3 separate regions of the Homo sapiens genome follow, and all the other regions are linked to region 1. A link is a loop called in an ENCODE intact Hi-C map of the cell type or tissue named here. Cell type or tissue: heart right ventricle. All regions are shown on one strand. Links, peaks and the distances in the headings refer to the core of each region. The heading gives the core; the rest is flanking DNA.

Region 1 (5,746 bases), core at 216-5,215:
AGTTCAGAATCAGTTGTGCCAGAACAGACGTTCAGTCTGTCCTAAGCACTTTTGCAGACATGTTTTCAATCTGCTCCCTAATGCAGACTGCCAGGATTAATAAATCCTCCAAGTGGTCCCCCTGGTCCACTTCTTTCTTTTCTCCTACTAAACCACTCATCCAACACCAGCAAAAGATGAGTTTTCATACTACCTTGATTTTCCCTGACAGAGAGCACAGCCTTCTTCCCTTCATTCTTAAACTCCTCTAAATTGAATGATTTATGAAAAGAATTGGATTTTTCTCTGTCTTGGAATGCTTCCATTTTCCCCCAACCTCCTCTCCCTCTCACCCCACCTCCTGTTCCCCTGTTTCTTTCATTTCTTCCCTTATTCTTCCTTCCATCAGCACCATGTCTACCACCATCCAAGGATCGGTTCTCATCCCTGAGTTCAAAGCAATCAGATTCTTTTTGGAAAAAAAAAAAAAAAACAAAAAAAAACAAAATAAAACTCTTCCAAGATCATCTTCACGATCTTGGAAGGCTCCTCCCTGACTCCTGAGCTCAGAGTCTTGGTTTTGGATGCTGGAGAGGAGAGAATTCAGCAGCAGCGGCAGCAGCCGCCAGAAAGGCGTGGAGGAGGGTGCTGTTTTGGGTGTATTTGAGGGAACAGCATATGGGCTTTTGTCAAAAATGTTCAAAGCTCGCTAGTTTCCGAGCCGAGGATGGAAATGTGTGCTATCTCTGAACGCTGCTTGAGCTGGCTCAGTTCTCCTTTTCTGGTACAACACCCCCCAAACATCTCAAATCCACCATTCCTTGGCCCACCTGCCCTCTGGACTCTGTGACACCAAGAAAAGTTTTTCAGTCAAGTCGTACCCCATCTGCACCGCCCACCCTCAGGTAGCAAAACCTCTTGAATAGGAGCTACGGGGGTCCAATAAGCGTTGCTTTCCCCCAAAGAATTCCTGTCCCTTCTCACCATCTTCCACCTCACACAAGCAATGAGTTCCCATGTTTCAGCGGGAGCCGCCGAGTAGTGACGGGAAAAGACAGGCGCCCTGGCCCGGCTGCCTGCATCCACCCCTCCGGGCTCTGGGGCACAGGCCAGAAAGGAGGACCTTCAGGATCCCCCCTTCTAAGAAGGAGATCATTACCTTGGCAGCGGCTTGCGGGCCGTGATACTGGCGACAATGATGCTCTCGGGACGGGGGGTGGCCACCGCTTTGAAGGTTCCTCGCCAGAACTTCTCAAAAAGCTGCTTCTCGCCTTGCTGAACGCTCGCCATCGCCAACCCAAAGGGGCCGGGGCGTCCGGGGCGCTGTCCAAAGTGCTGAAACGTGGATTCCAAACGGGGGCGACACCCAGCTCCCGGCTCTGTCCGGGTGAAACCCAGAGAGGGGTGGGGTGGGAGAGATCGGAGTTCAGGGCGGGGGATGGGACGCCCCAGCCCGGGCAGGCAGCAGAGAAAGGAGGCTCGTCCGCTGGGCTTTCTTCGCCCTTCTGGGTCGGCTCCAGGCTGCGCTCTGAGCTGGCTGAGCCTCTGCGCCCCAAGAAGGGAAGGGAGGGCTGGCTTTCTGGGCAGCACCAGGAGAGAAGAGGCGACGGGGTCGGATGTGTGTGCGTGCGCGTGTGAGCTCCGGCGCGCCCGGGTTTTGTCTCTCGCACAATGTGACGTTGGAAGAGGAGGCTGGTCGCGCGAGCTGCACTTTCCTCCCCCCTCTCCGTCTCTCCTCCTCCCCACCAACCCCCTCCTCCTCAGGCTCAGCCTCCTGCCGCCATCTGCATAACAAAAGCCCGCAGGTCTTGGGAGGAGAAAGGGCGGGGCGTGCGCCTGTCACCAGGGCCCCGCGGCGACCGAGTTGCAGCGCTGATCCCTCTGAGAAGCCATCCTGGCACCCCAATCTGCGCCAGGCAGGAGATCCTGCTTCCCAGGCCCCTCTCCTCTCCCATCATCGCTGGCCTTCCTCAGCCCTTTCCTGGGTGCCCCCTTTGGGCCAGGCCACCTTTCTTTCCAGCCCCTTCGCAAGTCTTGTAGCTGATCTTCTGCGTGGGGGGGGGGGGGGGGTTGGGGGGGCTCGTAAAAAACTTAATCTATCCACCCCAGCCGGCCTCCCCCAGACCCTCACTTTTGGGAGACACGGCCTAGGCCGGTACAGAGGGTGCCCTGCGTTCCTCTTTGCGCCGGGGGTTAGCGAGGTCTCCACCACCCAGAAAGTGCCATTTGATAGACAATCCCTCACCAATTCGGCTTCTCGCCATCTGCCGAGCAGGGCCCCCGCCCGCCAAGGGGCGCAGCGTTACATCTGTGCATGCGGAGCTGTCAAGGGTATCTCTTTTGTGTCTCACAGCCGGCCTGCCCAGCGTCCCCGCCGCCAACCCCGTCCAGAGGAAAGAGTTCCCATCTCACCCCACCCCACCCCCATCCACTCCTGGGGAATCCGCCTGCAGCCACTTTTCCTAATGCCGCTAGTCTCGGGAAAGGAGTACGTTTTGGAAAAGAAAGCGCTTAGTGGGAGGGTTGGAGAGGAAAATCTCGAGGATTAGCAGGGGGATAGTTACTTTTCGGTCTCTCCTCCCCATCTCCTTACCGCCTCGCAGTTCAATCGTAATCCCAAGCAAGTGGAGGTTTAGAATCCCAAATCAACCCCAGACACAGAAGATCTGGTTAGAATGACTCTTGTTTTCCCCCAGGGTTTTCATTATAAAAAAAAGAGATCGTGGCGGGACCCCTCAGCCCTTGCCTTCCTGGAAGCCTTTTAATCTTAGCAGAGTTGTTACTCCCCCATCTCCCACCTAACGCCCTCCCCCTCCCCCCAACCCCGCTTCCACTTTCCAGGCTGTAAATTCCTGGAAGGAGGCCTCGCTCAGTCTTAAATGCCTCCAAGCACCTGGTGCTGAGTCCCAGTCACAGCGAGAATAAACTCCTGCTCTTTGCTAAAGCAGATAGCAATGGGGACCCAATGAGGGCGGGGTAGGGCGGGGGGGTCGGGAGAACAATGGGAACTCCAGAAATTCTCTGAAGGGGAACAGGAGGTAACTAGGAGGTGAAGATGAAGAGGCCAACAGAGAGGATAAGATGGGGCAGGAGAAGAAAGAACCTTGGAGTAAATGAGTACCCGCCCCAAAGGGTATCTACGTTTGAAGTGTGTGTGTTCGACACGCCTGCGTCCGCTTATTTGAGTGCCTGAGAGCGCTACTTGCTCTGCAGTGACCCCTTCTGGTCAACAACGAGAGGTGCATTTGCTGGCTTCTTATGTGGGTTGCCGGGGGAGAGGGCCCAGAGGTGGGGGTCAGGCCTGGGAAGGTTGGAGATGGAGCAAAGTGGAGACTAGGCTAACCCCTTCCCTTCCTCTCCCTCTTACCTTGCGCCCCAAATCCCCCATTCCCTGATTGGGCTAGACCCCCGTTTCCCACCCAGAAGTTGGTATCATTGTAAATGCAATCTAGAGCTGGCTTCTTATAGGTAGCAGACTGGCATCTTTAAAACTAACCTTAGTCATGACATTTAGGGTATGAACTGAGTCACTTGCAGGAGAGAGGTAGGTGGGATCCTACCCCCACAAGATCAGTCAACATCTTCCAGTTGTGTGCCTGCTCCTAATCCCTAAAATGTTGATAGAGCTCCCATATGCAAAACATTGCCTTTTTAAAATCCCATCGTAGCCAGATGAGGTGGGAGAGAAAGCTGATCTTATTCTATTTTATTTATTTATCTTATTTCAATAGCTTTAAGGGTGCAAGTGTTTTTTGGTTACATGGATGAATTGTATAGTGATGAAGTCTGGGCTTTTACATACCTGTCACCCGAATAGTACCTTACCCCCAAAAGGCCATTATTAAAAAGTAAAAAAAAAAAATAGATGGTGTAGATGCAGTGAAAAGGGAACAGTTATACACTGTTGGTGTGGATGTAAATTGGTACAACAACTATGGAAAACAGTATGAAGATTTCTCAAAGAACTAAAAGTAGACCTGCTCATTCTTTTATAAAGACACATGCATGTGTATGTTCACTGCAGCACTACTCACAATAGCAAAGACATGGAATCAACCTAAATGCCCATCAGTGATAGACTGGATAAAGAAGTTGTGGTACATATACACCATGGAATACTACGCAGCCATGAAAAGAATATCATGTCCTTTGCAGGGACATGAGTGGAGCTGGAGGTCATTATCCTTAGCAAACTAACATAGGAACAGAAAACCTGATACCACATGTTCTCACTTATAAATGGGAGCTAAATGATGAGAACACATGGGCATATAGATGGGAATAACACACACTGGGGCCTTTTGGAGGGTGGAAGTTGGGAGGAGGGAGAGGATCAGGAGAAATAACTAATGGGTACTAGGCTAAATACCTGGGTGATGAAATAATCTGTTCGACGAACCCCCGTGACACAAGTCTACCTATGTAACAAACCTGCGCTTGTACCCCTGAACTTAAAATAAAAGTTAAAAAACGTAGACCTGCTATTCGATCTTACTCTGTTTTAAACATGAAGAAGTTGAGGATGACCAAGTGACTTCCCCAGGGTGATCCTGTAGGAAGCAAAGGAAATTTGTGAAAAATACAGTTTCTGTTTTTGCTTGGTGGGGTGGAGGATGGAGTGGGATACTACGCATATCAGGATGGACCACCATTTAAAAATAAATCAGATAACAATGAGTCACATACTTAGAAGCACCTGGTGTTGAGGTTCCTAAATTGGGAGTCTGCAGTAATCAGTTCAGGACTTGGAATCCAGAATGCCTGGCTTCAAATTCCAGCTCTGCCATTTCCTAGCTGTGTAATGTTGGAGGAGGGATTTCACTTGCCTATGTCACAGTTTCTTTATCAATACTATGAAGAATTTTTTTTTGAGACAGAGTCTCGCTCTGTTGCCCAGGCTGAAATGCAGTGGTGTGATCTCAGCTCACTGCAACCTCCGCCTCTCAGGTTCAAGCCATTCTCCTTTCTCAGCCTCACTAGTAGCTGGGATTGCAGGCGCCTGCCACGACGGCCCAGCTAATTTTTTTTGTATTTTTAGTAGAGATGGGGTTTCATGAAGATTCTATAAAGATTATAAATAATATGTTTAGATGAACTAGCTGTGAGGATTGAAGGAATTAACACACATACAGGTTCTAGAATGTGTCTGAAACACAGTTTACTCAAAAATATCAATTACTCAAGTGGTTAAAAGCCCAGCCTGTGGATTTAGAGAGAACTAGGATATGAAGCCCAGCTCTGCCACTTTGTAGCTGTATGAGCTTGGGCTAATAACTAACCTCTGCCTTTGTTTCCTCATTTGCAAAAGTGGAGATATCACATCGTGGTTGGGAAGATTAAATGAAATATTACTGGTAAAGGACTTAATAAATTGTCCAGTTTATAGCAAGTGACCATTCAATGGTAGCTCTTCTTGCTCATGATCTTGGAATAATCACCTGTTACTATGTTAAGTCAGGCCATATTCAGTTCAATAATCATTAACTGATGCCCAATCTTGCATCTTGGCCAGGCACAGTCCTGGGCACGGAGGACTCAAAGACAAACCAGACATAGTCCCTTCCCTGAAGCAGTTCACAGCCTAATTCTCCTTCTGGGTCTCCACTGACTAACACTTGTCCCCTTTTCATCTTATCACAGTGACTTCTGCTTTAGGTCTGGCTTCTCCAATATAACGTGAACTCCAGTTCCTCCATCACTTTATTAAAATAGAACCATCTTGTGCCTCATTCCTTCCGGGTATTGCTTTCTGTTTCCCCAGATGCAA
Region 2 (5,746 bases), core at 494-5,493, 560 kb before region 1:
ACAAAGGATGGGGGTATTTCTGGCTTAAGTCATGTGATGGAAGGGACTAGCTCTGTGATGTGTAATAGAAAACCTGCCCCAAGCTCTGAAAGTAGACTTTTTACTTTTAAAAGTCTAAGGTCAAAGGAATGCCTCAGCTCTATTCTCGCCAACCTGTTGGGTCATTGAGGGAACTGTTTGTGCTGGCCTTAGGACACTGAGCTGTGAGCTTATTTTTTATACTATCAGGCTCCACCTTTGCCAGGATGGGCAGTCTCACATCTAAGCCAGCCTCCTGGACATCTTTATTTCCTAGAAGGCAGTGGGGATCTGAGGAATCCTGATGAGTCTAACCCTGATGATGGCTTCTTTTAGTTTCTCTCAGTCATCCGTCCGTCCATCCATCCATCCATCCATCCATCTATCCATCCATGCACTCAAGTATTCATCCATTTATCCACTCAACTGTTCATCCATCCATGCATCCATCCATCCATGCATCCATCCATCCATCCATCCATCCATGCATCCATGCATCCATGCATCCATCCATCCATCCATCCATCCATCCATCCATCCATCCATCCATTCAGTTGATGCCAGAAATGTTATGAGAAATTCTGGGAATACAATAACAAATAAAGCAGATGTAGTCCTTGCCCTCATGAAGGCTAAATCTAGTTGGGAAGACAGATAATAAGTAAACAAACATAAAAAAATTCAGAGCTATTTTGAGACTAGGCCAGAAAGGAATTTGTGCCCTCTCCACTTTTCACTAGTGTGGTTCCTTTGCCCCAGGGTAGTGTGGTGGAGAAAGCTACAGAGTTAAATAGCCAGACCCAAATCTCAAATTACTTGGTGTGTCATGTCTTCAAAATGTGGGTGAGATTTGCTTTGCACATCTCAGAGGATTGCTTTGAAGATCACATGGTGCTAATGGATGTGAACACCCTTCAAAAATGTAAATGGTTTCTAAATTTTATTATCACTAAAGCTCGAGCTCTGATTCCCCCCAAAAGATGACCAATTTGAACCCCAAGACAAGATCCTTTAAGTAGAGAGGCAGTGTAATGTGGTTAAAGCAATATTGCAAAATTTCAAGACGACCACGATTTGAACTCTTGATTAATTGCTTGAAGGCGTGTGACTTGGGCAAGCCACTTCACCTCCTTTAGCTTCAATTTTCTGTCATCTGTAAATGTGAATAAGCATAATAATGCTAGCTTCACAGGATAATTACAAGGAATCAACCAGCAAATGCATATGAATTACATAGTGCCTAGCATAAGGCACTTAGAAAATTTTCATGTTTATTAAATTCTTACTCTACATTATCTTTATCTGACTTCCCCTGGCTACCTCCAGATCCCAAAACAGGGAAGGACACTCAACCTCAGCCATGCAGGTGAAGCTCAGGGACTGAAATGAGCAGTATTGGGTAAAGAGGAAGTGATGCAGGTGTTGTTTTAACATTAGCTTGGGCTTTTATTTTGATATCATTCTTTACAATTGGTCATAGCTTTTGGTCCAGTTCCTCCCTTACCTGCAAACCTTTAAATGAAATGCCAAGGCAGGGTGGTGACAAGAGTCTGGGTATTGGTTTTAATGCACTGGTGTGAACCTTCAGCCTCTTTCCTCCTTCATATAAAGTAGGAAGATAGGAAGTGAAATGACCACCAACATAGCAAATTAATGCAGAAGTTTGTATACGAAGCTCACTATGTCTGTTAAAAAGAAAAAAGGTTACCTACCCCAATTATGTAGCTTTGGGCAGGTTTCCCAACTTTCCTCCACAACACCAGTTTCCTCCACAACAAAGTGGGGGTCAGAGTGATATCTACCTCATGAAACTGTGGTGAGGATAAACTATAATTGAATGCGAAGCACTTAGAACAATGCGTGGTATACAGTAAGCACGCAATGAATGCTTCATTTTAGTTAATTAATTAAAAATGTTTTGCTTATACATGTGAAGAATATCCCTGGAAAGTAATACAAGTTACTGGATACAGTGTGAGTGCCTCTGTAAACCGGAATGGGGGTCTGAGAGTTGGAGGGGGAGGAATACTCACTACTTAGTGGAGATCCTTTTGCACTGTTAAGATTTTTACCCCATGCATACATTCCTTTTCCACAAAAATGACAAAAACTATTCTGAGTAGTGCCAACCCCCCGTTCATCTACATATTTACCATATTACGTTCACCAGTCCTCCCTGTCTCTGTTTTTTGGGGAAGACTAGAACATTCCTCTTCACTCTTAAATTTATCCTCAAGCGGGATCAGCAAACGATGACTGACGGCCCCAATCTGGTCTATGGTCTCTTTTTGTGTGACCTCTAATTTACAGTTAAAAGTTTAAAGGTGTAAAAAAACAGTTTTCACACCTTTAAAGGACTATATAAATAAAAAGAACATGCAACAGATATTTAATATCCAGTCCTTTACAGAAAAAAGCTTCTCTAGCGCACATATAGTTTAAAAAGCTCTCATGTTAACCACTTAGATGGCTTGGTCAGAGCTGTGGGACAGTGACTTCTGGGGACCCAACACCTAGTAGGTGTTCAATTAAGATTATGATGGAGAGGCTAACAAGCAAAAAAATTTCTTCCTGTGGCTCTTCTTAGAACCTGGAAGCTGGGAGGGGATGTGTTGCCTTGTCCTGGTCCCCAGTCTATTTTAGTAGTAAAAGGTCTTCCTTTGTTTGAGTAAACACTCTTTGTCTAAGCAGAAGAGGTCTTGTTGCTGCTGTTTAATACTTGCATTTTTTTTTGGCAGGAAAGTGACATTCTGCTGGAGGGCAGGGTGGGAGAGTAATACTGACAAAGGCCACTAGATGGAGCTACAGCTATGAGAAACAGGCTCAGAAACTGCCAAGCGGGAGGGCGGAGTGAGTCTTGCAATTTCAGATTGCCCCTGACTGGGACAGACAGACTTCAATTTAGACTTGGCTCTCCCACTTACCTGCTATGTGACTATTGGACAATCTTAAGTCTCGATATCCTTCTTTGCAAAATGGGGATTATAATAATGCCCACCTCAGAGGGATGCTGTGAGCATCGAATAAGATAATACTGGAGAAGGCACTCTGGAAACAGTGGAATACAGTACAAATGTGAGCTAATACAATTCATGAAAGCCTCCTCATTAGATGAGCTCAATTCCAAAAGCGCAATAACTCTCGTGACCTCCTTGTTTCATAGCAGAGGGGGCTGGAGGTCGGAGGGTAGGGATGGGGAGGGGGTTCATAGTCAGCTGGACATGCGTACAAAACATTTCTCAGAGTCTCTATTCCATCATCTGCAAAACAGGAGGATATAAGAGCCCTTCTTTGCAGGCTTGTGAAGATGGAATGAGATCATATATGCCAAGCATTTTGCATGAGGTCTGGAACTAAGCAGCCCTTCAGTAAATGTTATTTAAAATTTTTTTTTAATTTCTTTTGAGACAGAGTCTCACGCTGTCACCCAGGCTGGAGTGCAATGCCATGATTTTGGCTCACTGTAACCTCTACCTCCCGGGTTCAAGTGATTCTCCTGCCTCAGCCTCCTGAGTACCTGAGATTACAGGCATGCACCACCACACCTGGCTAATTTTTGTATTTTTAATAGAGACTGGGTTTCACCATGTTGGTCACGCTGGTCTTGAACTCCTGACATCAGGTGATCCGCCCACCTTGGCCTCCCAAAATGCTGGGATCACAAGCTTGAGCCACTGCGTCCAGTCAGTAAATGTTATTTTCTGAGTAGGCTTCTTGATGCTTTTCGTTATTCTGTCCTCAAGACCCCTCTCTCCTCTCCTCTTCTTGCCTCTCTTCCCATTTCTTCCTTTGACCGTCTTGACCTGTGGGATGTTGCTGCTATGTTTCCGTCTCCAGTGCAACCTCCTTTCCTGAGTTATGCATCCCCCCACCTGACTGTCCCTCAGGCATCTCCAACTCAATATGCTTAAAACATAACTCCTCACCTTCTCATTATGAATTTCTTTTCTTCCTGTTCTCCTGGTACATTTAAGGCATCACCTTCCACTCGTGATTCCTGATATTCCTGCCCTCCCACCCCTTACTTATAATCCATCACACCAAGTTCTGTTGATTCTTCTGTTTAGATATCTTTCCAATGAATGTCTTCACCCCTTCTCCACCACCGCTGTTCTCCCCACAATCATTGCCATAGCCTCATCTTAGCTCCTTGTTCCTTGTGAGTGCCATTTTTCTCCCTTGAAAGCAAATGCAATTATTCCCTTCCTCAAAATCCTTCCATGGATTCCTATTTCCAGGCAGATAAAGCCCAAACTTCCTAACATGGCTTATAAGGCATCTGAAAGATCTGGCTTCTACTTCCCTCCCCAACCCCCCTCCTCCCTTTCTCTGTCTTGCACTCCCAATTCGAAATATGGCCCAGCTGGACTTACGTTTAGGTCCTCAAATGACAAATTAAGCTTTTTTTCCTCTCGGCCTTTGCACATGCTGTTCCTTCTGCCTGGAACATTCTTTCTTCCCTCCTTATCTGCCTACCCATCTCTCTCTGGCTAACTCTAGCTCAACTTACAGGTATCAATCACCTCTTCTCAAAAGCCTTTCCTGACGTCTCAGGTATGAGTTAGTCCTCCCCTCCCTCATGTCCACTGGGACCTTTTTGTGCTTGCTTTAATTTGGCACCATTGCACTGATTATCTTGTGTAATTAAATGTCAGCTGTGATGGTCACCTGACATTTGAGATATACATCAATTTGGCTGGGTTCCTGTCCCATGTCTAGTGAGAAGCCAAATGTCCGTTTAAGATTTCTATAAACCTAGAGAGCTCATGTAATAGTAGTCTCTCTAACTTTGACTTCCTGTTCCTACTGTACTCTTTCATTTTTGAGACAGGATCTCGCTCTGTTGCTCAGGCTGGGGTACAGTGGCATGATCATGGCTCACTGCAGTCTTGACCTCCTGGGCTCAAGGGATCCTCCTGCCTCAGCCTTCCGAGTAGCTGGGACTACAGATGGTGCCACCAGCTTTTTTTTTTTTTTTTTTTTTTTTTTTTTTTTTTTGAGACGGAGTTTAATTTTGTCGCCCAAGCCGGAGTACAGTGGTGCGATCTTGGCTCACTGCAACCTCAGCCTCCGGGTTCAAGCGATTCTCCTGCCTCAGCCTCCTGAGTAGCTGAGACTACGGGGGCGTGCCACCATGCCTGGCTATTTATTTATATTTTTAGTAGAGACAGGGTTTCACCATATTGGCCAGGCTGGTCTCGAACTCCACCAGCTAATTTTAAGAACAATTATATTCTGTAGAAATGGGGTCTCACTATGTTGCCCAGGCTGGTGTTGAATTCCTGGCCTCAAAGGATTCTTTCACCTTGGCCTCCCAAAACACTGGCATTACAGGCCTGAGCCACCTTGCCAGGCCCTGAACTCTTTATTGTGTTGAGGGTCTGAGTACCTCAAGCTCTTTTTTTTGCCCCCAAGCAGCCCAGATGTAGAACACAGCGCCTTTTCTTTATTTCTTCAAAACATGGCTCACAGAAGACAGTTGGGTATGTAACAGAAACTACTAAAGGTCCAGAGGGATGAAGAGGGTTGGTTTGCATTGTAGTTCTTAGGGATCCACCAGCCAGCCCTGCCCTGTTTTATCCCCCTGATTGGTTTTCTCCTGAAGTCCCTTCTCACGCTCCTGTTACTCAGCTCCCTTTTCCTCCTCTACCTCCTTTGTCCTTTTTCTTCTTCTTTATTGGCAGCTCCCTCTTACTTCTCTGCTCCTCCCTCACTCGAATTCCTATTT
Region 3 (5,746 bases), core at 386-5,385, 430 kb before region 1:
CTACCCTTGATGGCCATTTTGAATGTAGCTGGATATTCCTCACTGGAGTGTGTTCATGAATGAGACCTCCCTGTTTGTCCCACAGCAGACACTGCCTTATTATTATTATCATTATTATTTGAGACAGAGTCTTGCTCTTGTTTCCCAGGCTGGAGTGCAATGGTGTGATCTCGGCTCACTGTAACCTCTGCCTCCTGGGTTCAAGCAATTCTCCTGCCTCAGCCTCCTGAGTAGCTGGGATTACAGGCATGCAACACCTCGCCCGGCTAATTTGTATTTTTAGTAGAGATGGGTTTCTCCATGTTGGTCAGGCTGGTCTCGAACTCCTGACCTCAGGTGATCCGCCTGCCTTGGCCTCCTAGAATGCTGGGATTACAGGCGTGAACCACTACGCCTCGCCAACACTGCCTTATTTAATCCTCATGCCAACCCTATAAGGAATCCTTATTCCTGTTTTCCTGGAAAGGAAACCCAGTATCTGAGAGGTTAAGTCAATTATTCAAGGTCACAGAGACAGGAAGTGGGAGAGCTCAGTACCCTCCAATCCTTGATACCCTCCCCTCCCCTTATCTAATCCAGGGATCAGCAAACTACAGCCTGCAGCTGGCTTTTGTATATTACAGTTTTATTGGGCACAGTCACACCCATGTGCTTATTACTGTCTGTGGATGTTTTCCTGTTATAACAGCGAAGTTTAGTAGTTATTTCAGAGGCTGCACAGCCTAGAATGTTACCATCTGGCCCTTTCCAGAAAAAGTTTACTAAGCCCTGAGCTAATTTACCAAGTTGTTGACTTTGCTTCCTAGAGAGCTCTCCAGTCTTTTCCCTCCATTGTCTTCCCACCAGTGTCATTCCCACGCTGCTGCAAGCCACCTGGACAACAGACACAGCCTCCGATGACCTCTCTCCTCCATTCTTGTTTTCCTTGTCCATTGTCCACATAGCTGACCCTTCCAAAATGCACACCCAATCCCATGACTCCATTGCCTAAAATTTTCCTTATTGTTTTTAGACTAAAGTCCAAAATCCTTGATGGGAACTACACAGCTCTGTGATCTAGCTCCTGCCTTCAGTGTGATCTTGCATTGCTCCACTGTCCTGATCTCTATGGTCTAGCCAGTGAGCCTCCCTTAAGTGTCTTGCTCATTCTGATCACAGGGTCTTTGCACCTGCTGCCCTTTTTTCCTAGGATGCTTTTGTGCTATCAGTTCACTTTCAATTTGTTAGCTGTGGTTTATCCTTTAACTCTTTGCTGTGATGCATTCCTTGGTCTCTGTAAGCCTGGCAGGCTGTCATATAAGGATGCACAGGTTGGACGCTGCACAACTCTGGAGAGATACACTATTTGCATTTTAGTCTAAGTGAATGGAATCTCCCTTTAATCAGTGAGTGGAAAAAAAGGTGAGGCTAAGTCACCGAAACTGACAAATTATTGAAGAATTGCTACACATCAGCACTGTGCTAAGCATTTTGCATTATCAATCTCATTTACTTCTTCCAACAAACCAATGAGATGGTTATTAAAAAATAACTGTCCCTTTTACAGAAGGAGAAATGGAAGAATAGATGAAGTTGTTCAAGGTTACACAATTGGTCAGTGGTCAGAACCAGGATGAGAACCCTGGTCTTCCTGCATTTAAAACTAGGTTTCAGGCCAGGTGTGGTGGCTCATGCCTGTAATCCCAGAACTTTGGGAGGGCAAGATGGATCAGTTGAGGCCAGGCGTTTGAGACCAGCCTGGGCAACATAGTGAGACCTCTCTCTCTACAAAAAACAAAACAATTAGCTGGACATGGTGGCATGCACCTGTAGCCCTTGCTACTCAGGAGGCTGAGGCAGGAGGATCACTTAAGCTCGAGAGTTTGAGGTTGTGGTGAGCTATGATTGCACCATTGCACTCCAGCCTGGGCAACAGAGTAAAACTCTGTCTCTAAAAACAAAACAAAATGAAATAAAAACAAAAACCAAAACAAGACAAAAAACTTGAGTCCTCAGCCATTAAGCCTCCCTGAAAATTCAGTCTTCCCATCCTTTGAACTGGAAGGAAAGACATTATTCCACTATTTTCTTTCTTAAATCCTTCCTGTTTTTAAAGAAGGGTTTGCTGAGAAGGAAGGTGAGTATGAAGAGGGTTGAGGGAGACACACAGTGAGGATGGCTCCAGCTAATAAAGACAAGAGTGGCCGGGCGTGGTGGCTCACACCTGTAATCCCAGCACTTTGGGAGGTTGCGGCAGGCAGATCTCTTGAGGTCAGGAGTTAGAGACCGGCTTGGCCAACACGGTGAAATCCCCTCTCTTCTACAAAGAAAAGAAGTAGCTGGGTGTGGTGGTGCGTGCCTGTAATCCCAGCTACTTGGGAGGCTGAGGGAGAAGAATCGCTTGAACCCAGGAGGCAGGGGTTGTGGTTAGCCAAGATCGCACCACTGCACTCCAGCCTGGGTGACAGAGTGAGATACCATCTAAAAAAAAGCAAACCAGAGTGATAGACAGTGCAGGGTTAGGAGGGGGCCTGGGAGAAGAGGTGAGGGAGGGGGAACTGACATCCAGAAAAGAACCCACAAGCAGCTAAAGGACTGTATTATTGTTTTTTCCTGTGTGAGGTGCAATGTAACCTTCTCCCTCTCTTCTGTGAACCCTTCAGTAAAATCCCCATTACGCACTGGCACATATGGAGTGGGGACTGCTCTCTGAGGGGCTTGAGGAGCCAGGCCCCAAGGTGGGCTGGGGGAGCAGAGGTGGACAAGGGACGGATTCAGGAGAAAAGAATGTGGAGTCGGAATCCCCTCTCCATGCACCACACCTGCGTGACCCGAAGAAAGTCATCTCTTGTGTACCTCCGGGCTCCCACCTGGCACTGCCTAATCTTCATGCAGGGGCCATGAGGATGCTGAGAGGCCCACTTGGTACACAGGGCTTTGTGAACCAAAACAAGCCAAGGAAATGTCACTATTACTCTCACTATACCAGGAGTACCTGTAGTTTATACACATTGAATCAATTATGAGCTATGAATGAAAAATATAACTTGTGTGAGATCACGAAAATGTTCCCCCCGCGATGCCTTAAGGGCCGAGCAAGACTGTCAGTGACCCGATGGTCAGCAAAAGTAGCGATGCAGCGATATAACAGTAGGTGGCGCTAGATGCCATAGCTTTCAATCAAGTCCTGGTTTCTTTTAATCTCTTTCTCTGCCTCCCTCTTCTCTCACTTGATTGAAATGGAAATTGGCTGCCAGCATCAATGAGCCCCCAGCAGCCCTGAGACTGAGCTGGCATGCCAACAGCCAATGTGTTATCCACCCAGTTAAAAAAATTAATCAAATGCATTAATCTCATAAGCTCTTTTGAAAGACTAGGTATGAGGGGCCAGCAGTCCAGCTGTCAGACCCTGGGAGCTAATGGGAATCTGTACGATGGGCTAGCGGCTGCTGTTCAAAGTCCTGGAGGAGCTTCAGGAAACAGGAGCCCCGGGATGTGACAACCACTCTATTCTGTATCGTGAACCTTGCAAATGGCGTGTCTGGAAATGCGGGAGGCTTGAGATGGCAAATGGGCTCCAATCTGAGCGCTAGCTTCAATCTACCCACGAGTAGTCATTCTGTCTGGAGTGTCCTCCAGTCCAGTCTTATCAGAAGAAGTATCTGTGATTGATTAGCAATGTCTGCCACAGACCCAGTAAGGAACAGCAGCATCAATGTGCCCCATTACCATTCCTGCATGGGGGGGTGGGGGGGGGTGGGGGGCTTTACCTGTCTTTTCTCATTAAATATTCACAGCCACTCCAAAAGTTGATAGCATGATTATCTCTATTTTCTGATTAAGAGAACCGAGACCCAGAGAAGTTAAATAACTTGCCAGAGGTCACCCAGCGAGTGAGTGAGGGCTAGAACCAGAAGTTTAAACGTATCCTGTTGGCTGCAGGGCTCTGTTTATTGCATATTACACCACAGTTTACTTCCTTTCTTGGAAATGAAAAAATTTATTTGGCAATTCATCCTGGATAAATGAAACAAAGAGTGACCTAAGAAAGTATCCTTTCATATTGCCAATGTCCTGATAAGAAGGATGTGTGTTGGTGGTTAAGCCCCCAAGTGGCTTCCATCCGTTTTCTCTCTCCCTGGAAGAAGATAAAGTTGACATCTCTGCAACAATCAAGTGAACCCCCTGAAGGTCCAAAGAAACACAGCCTCCCATTGGCTAATAACTTTTAACCTCATTTTTTTTTTTTAATGTGAAGAGCAGAAGCAGAGCTGAGCTTAAGCCACTGGTGAAAGAGAAAAGAGCCAAGATTCAGGAGAGCTGCTTGGGGCTGGATGAAGCTTGACTCTTGGGCTGAGCTTTAGTGTGACACCAGAGATGCTGGGATATGAATTCTACAATGCTGTCCCCTGGATGCCATTCGATGGAAATTTACATGGATTACCTTTTGAGGCTCAGTGAGGGGCAAGAGCAGCTCACATATTTCTTAAATATCTATTAGGAGTTAGAAAATATCTGAGGATGTGGTGCTGAACAAGGGGCCATCCTTTCCTCAGGGATCTGGTGGTCTAGTAGGAGACACTTAACTACAATGTAGGAAAGTGCAGGCATCAAACCGTGTGGGGGCTGGAAGGGTTGTTGGCAGCGATTCAGACTGTGCTGAACACAAAACTTGGGGGAAAGGGTGTATCGGGGCTCAGAACATGATACCCCAAAACATGGTGCCTTGGCATGCTAAGTATTTTGGATGGAAAGAGATGGGAACAGGCTCAGAAACAAGGTCTCTCTGACTTTCTTTCCACCTCTCCTCTTTCTCTCCCGAGAAGGTCATAGAAACTGGAATTTCTCACCCCCAAGGTGAGAACCAGCTCTGTCTGGTTCCTTCTGTCTGAAACACCTATAGGGCAGAAAAAGTAAAACCTTTTACCTCACCCATCACAAGGGTCTTGGATGACATCACCATAACAAAAGACATATTAATGAGAGAAAAGCATAACAATTTTTTTCTTTTTTTGAGATGGAGTCTCGCTCTGTTGCCCAGGCTGGAGTCCAGTGGTGTGATCTCGGCTCACTGCAGCCTCCGCCTCCCGGGTTCAGAACATGAACGAGGCTTTTCACCCCCAAGCTGGCTCACAGAAACTAGAATTTCGCTCTCCCAAAGCAAGCCATAAAACCTAGAAAGGCTACTGTCTGGCCTCCTCCCTTCCATCCTGATGGTTCTATGTGACATGTTTCTGGTCCCATACCTGGGGGAAAAATGTCTTACAGAGACACAGAAAAGAATCTGAACAAACATGCCTTCCTAAGCACACCTCCCCTTAGGTTTACTACCTTTAGATAACACCCCTTTTTGTCCAATCACGTTTCTCTACAACTATCCACTCTTCTCATCAGACTTAGCATAAAAACACAGTTTTCCCTTGGTCTTTGGGTCTCCATTTCTGAAGGCTCCCATGTTATGTAAAACTTCGGTTAAAAAAATAAATGTGGCCGGGCGCAGTGGCTCATGCCAGTAATCCCAGCACTTTGGGAGGCTGAGGTGTGGGGATCACTTGAGGCCAGCCTAGCCAACATGGCAAAACCCTGTCTCTACTAAAAAAAAATACAAAAATTAGCTGAGTGTAGTGGTGCGTGCCTGTAGTCCCAGCTACTCAGAAGGCTGAGGCAGGAGAATTGCTTGAGCTGGGGAGGCAGAGGCTGCAGTGAGCTGAGATCGCGCCACCGCACTGCAGCCCGAGTGACAGAGCGAGACTCTGTCTCAAAAAAA

The links. A loop is a pair of places that touch in the nucleus more often than their neighbours do. Peaks named below come from ENCODE experiments on the same cell type or tissue, not always from the same donor. Only the 100,000 strongest peaks of a DNase experiment are listed, where the experiment ranks them.
Region 2: it touches region 1 in a loop (6-fold over the local background); 26 of 110 quality-filtered maps call a loop at or near these places.
Region 3: a loop joins it to region 1, with 5 times the contacts of the local background. A loop is called at or near these places in 40 of 110 quality-filtered maps.

What each region holds. Positions count from the first base shown.
Region 1 is chr12:118,977,406-118,983,151 of GRCh38, reverse strand. It overlaps SRRM4 (serine/arginine repetitive matrix 4), which reads right to left and starts at 1,611. Exons shown (of 13, transcript NM_194286.4): 1 at 1,139-1,611. The coding sequence starts at 1,269. In heart right ventricle, for the core only: a CTCF peak has its summit at 3,192 (motif pointing left); a DNase peak (open chromatin) is centred at 1,269; H3K4me3 peaks cover 738 bases; H3K27me3 peaks cover 4,561 bases.
Region 2 is chr12:119,542,281-119,548,026 of GRCh38, reverse strand. The region is part of intron 2 of PRKAB1-AS1 (PRKAB1, TMEM233 and CCDC60 antisense RNA 1); the gene reads left to right. Among named protein-coding and RNA genes, the nearest start is that of TMEM233, 49 kb to the left of the region's middle. In heart right ventricle, for the core only: CTCF peaks have their summits at 2,592 and 2,793 (motif pointing right); a DNase peak (open chromatin) is centred at 2,826; H3K27me3 peaks cover 659 bases.
Region 3 is chr12:119,410,754-119,416,499 of GRCh38, reverse strand. The region is part of intron 1 of CCDC60 (coiled-coil domain containing 60); the gene reads right to left. All of the region lies in intron 2 of PRKAB1-AS1 (PRKAB1, TMEM233 and CCDC60 antisense RNA 1), which reads left to right. Among named protein-coding and RNA genes, the nearest start is that of CCDC60, 79 kb to the right of the region's middle. In heart right ventricle, for the core only: CTCF peaks have their summits at 2,928 and 3,128 (motif pointing right); a DNase peak (open chromatin) is centred at 3,129.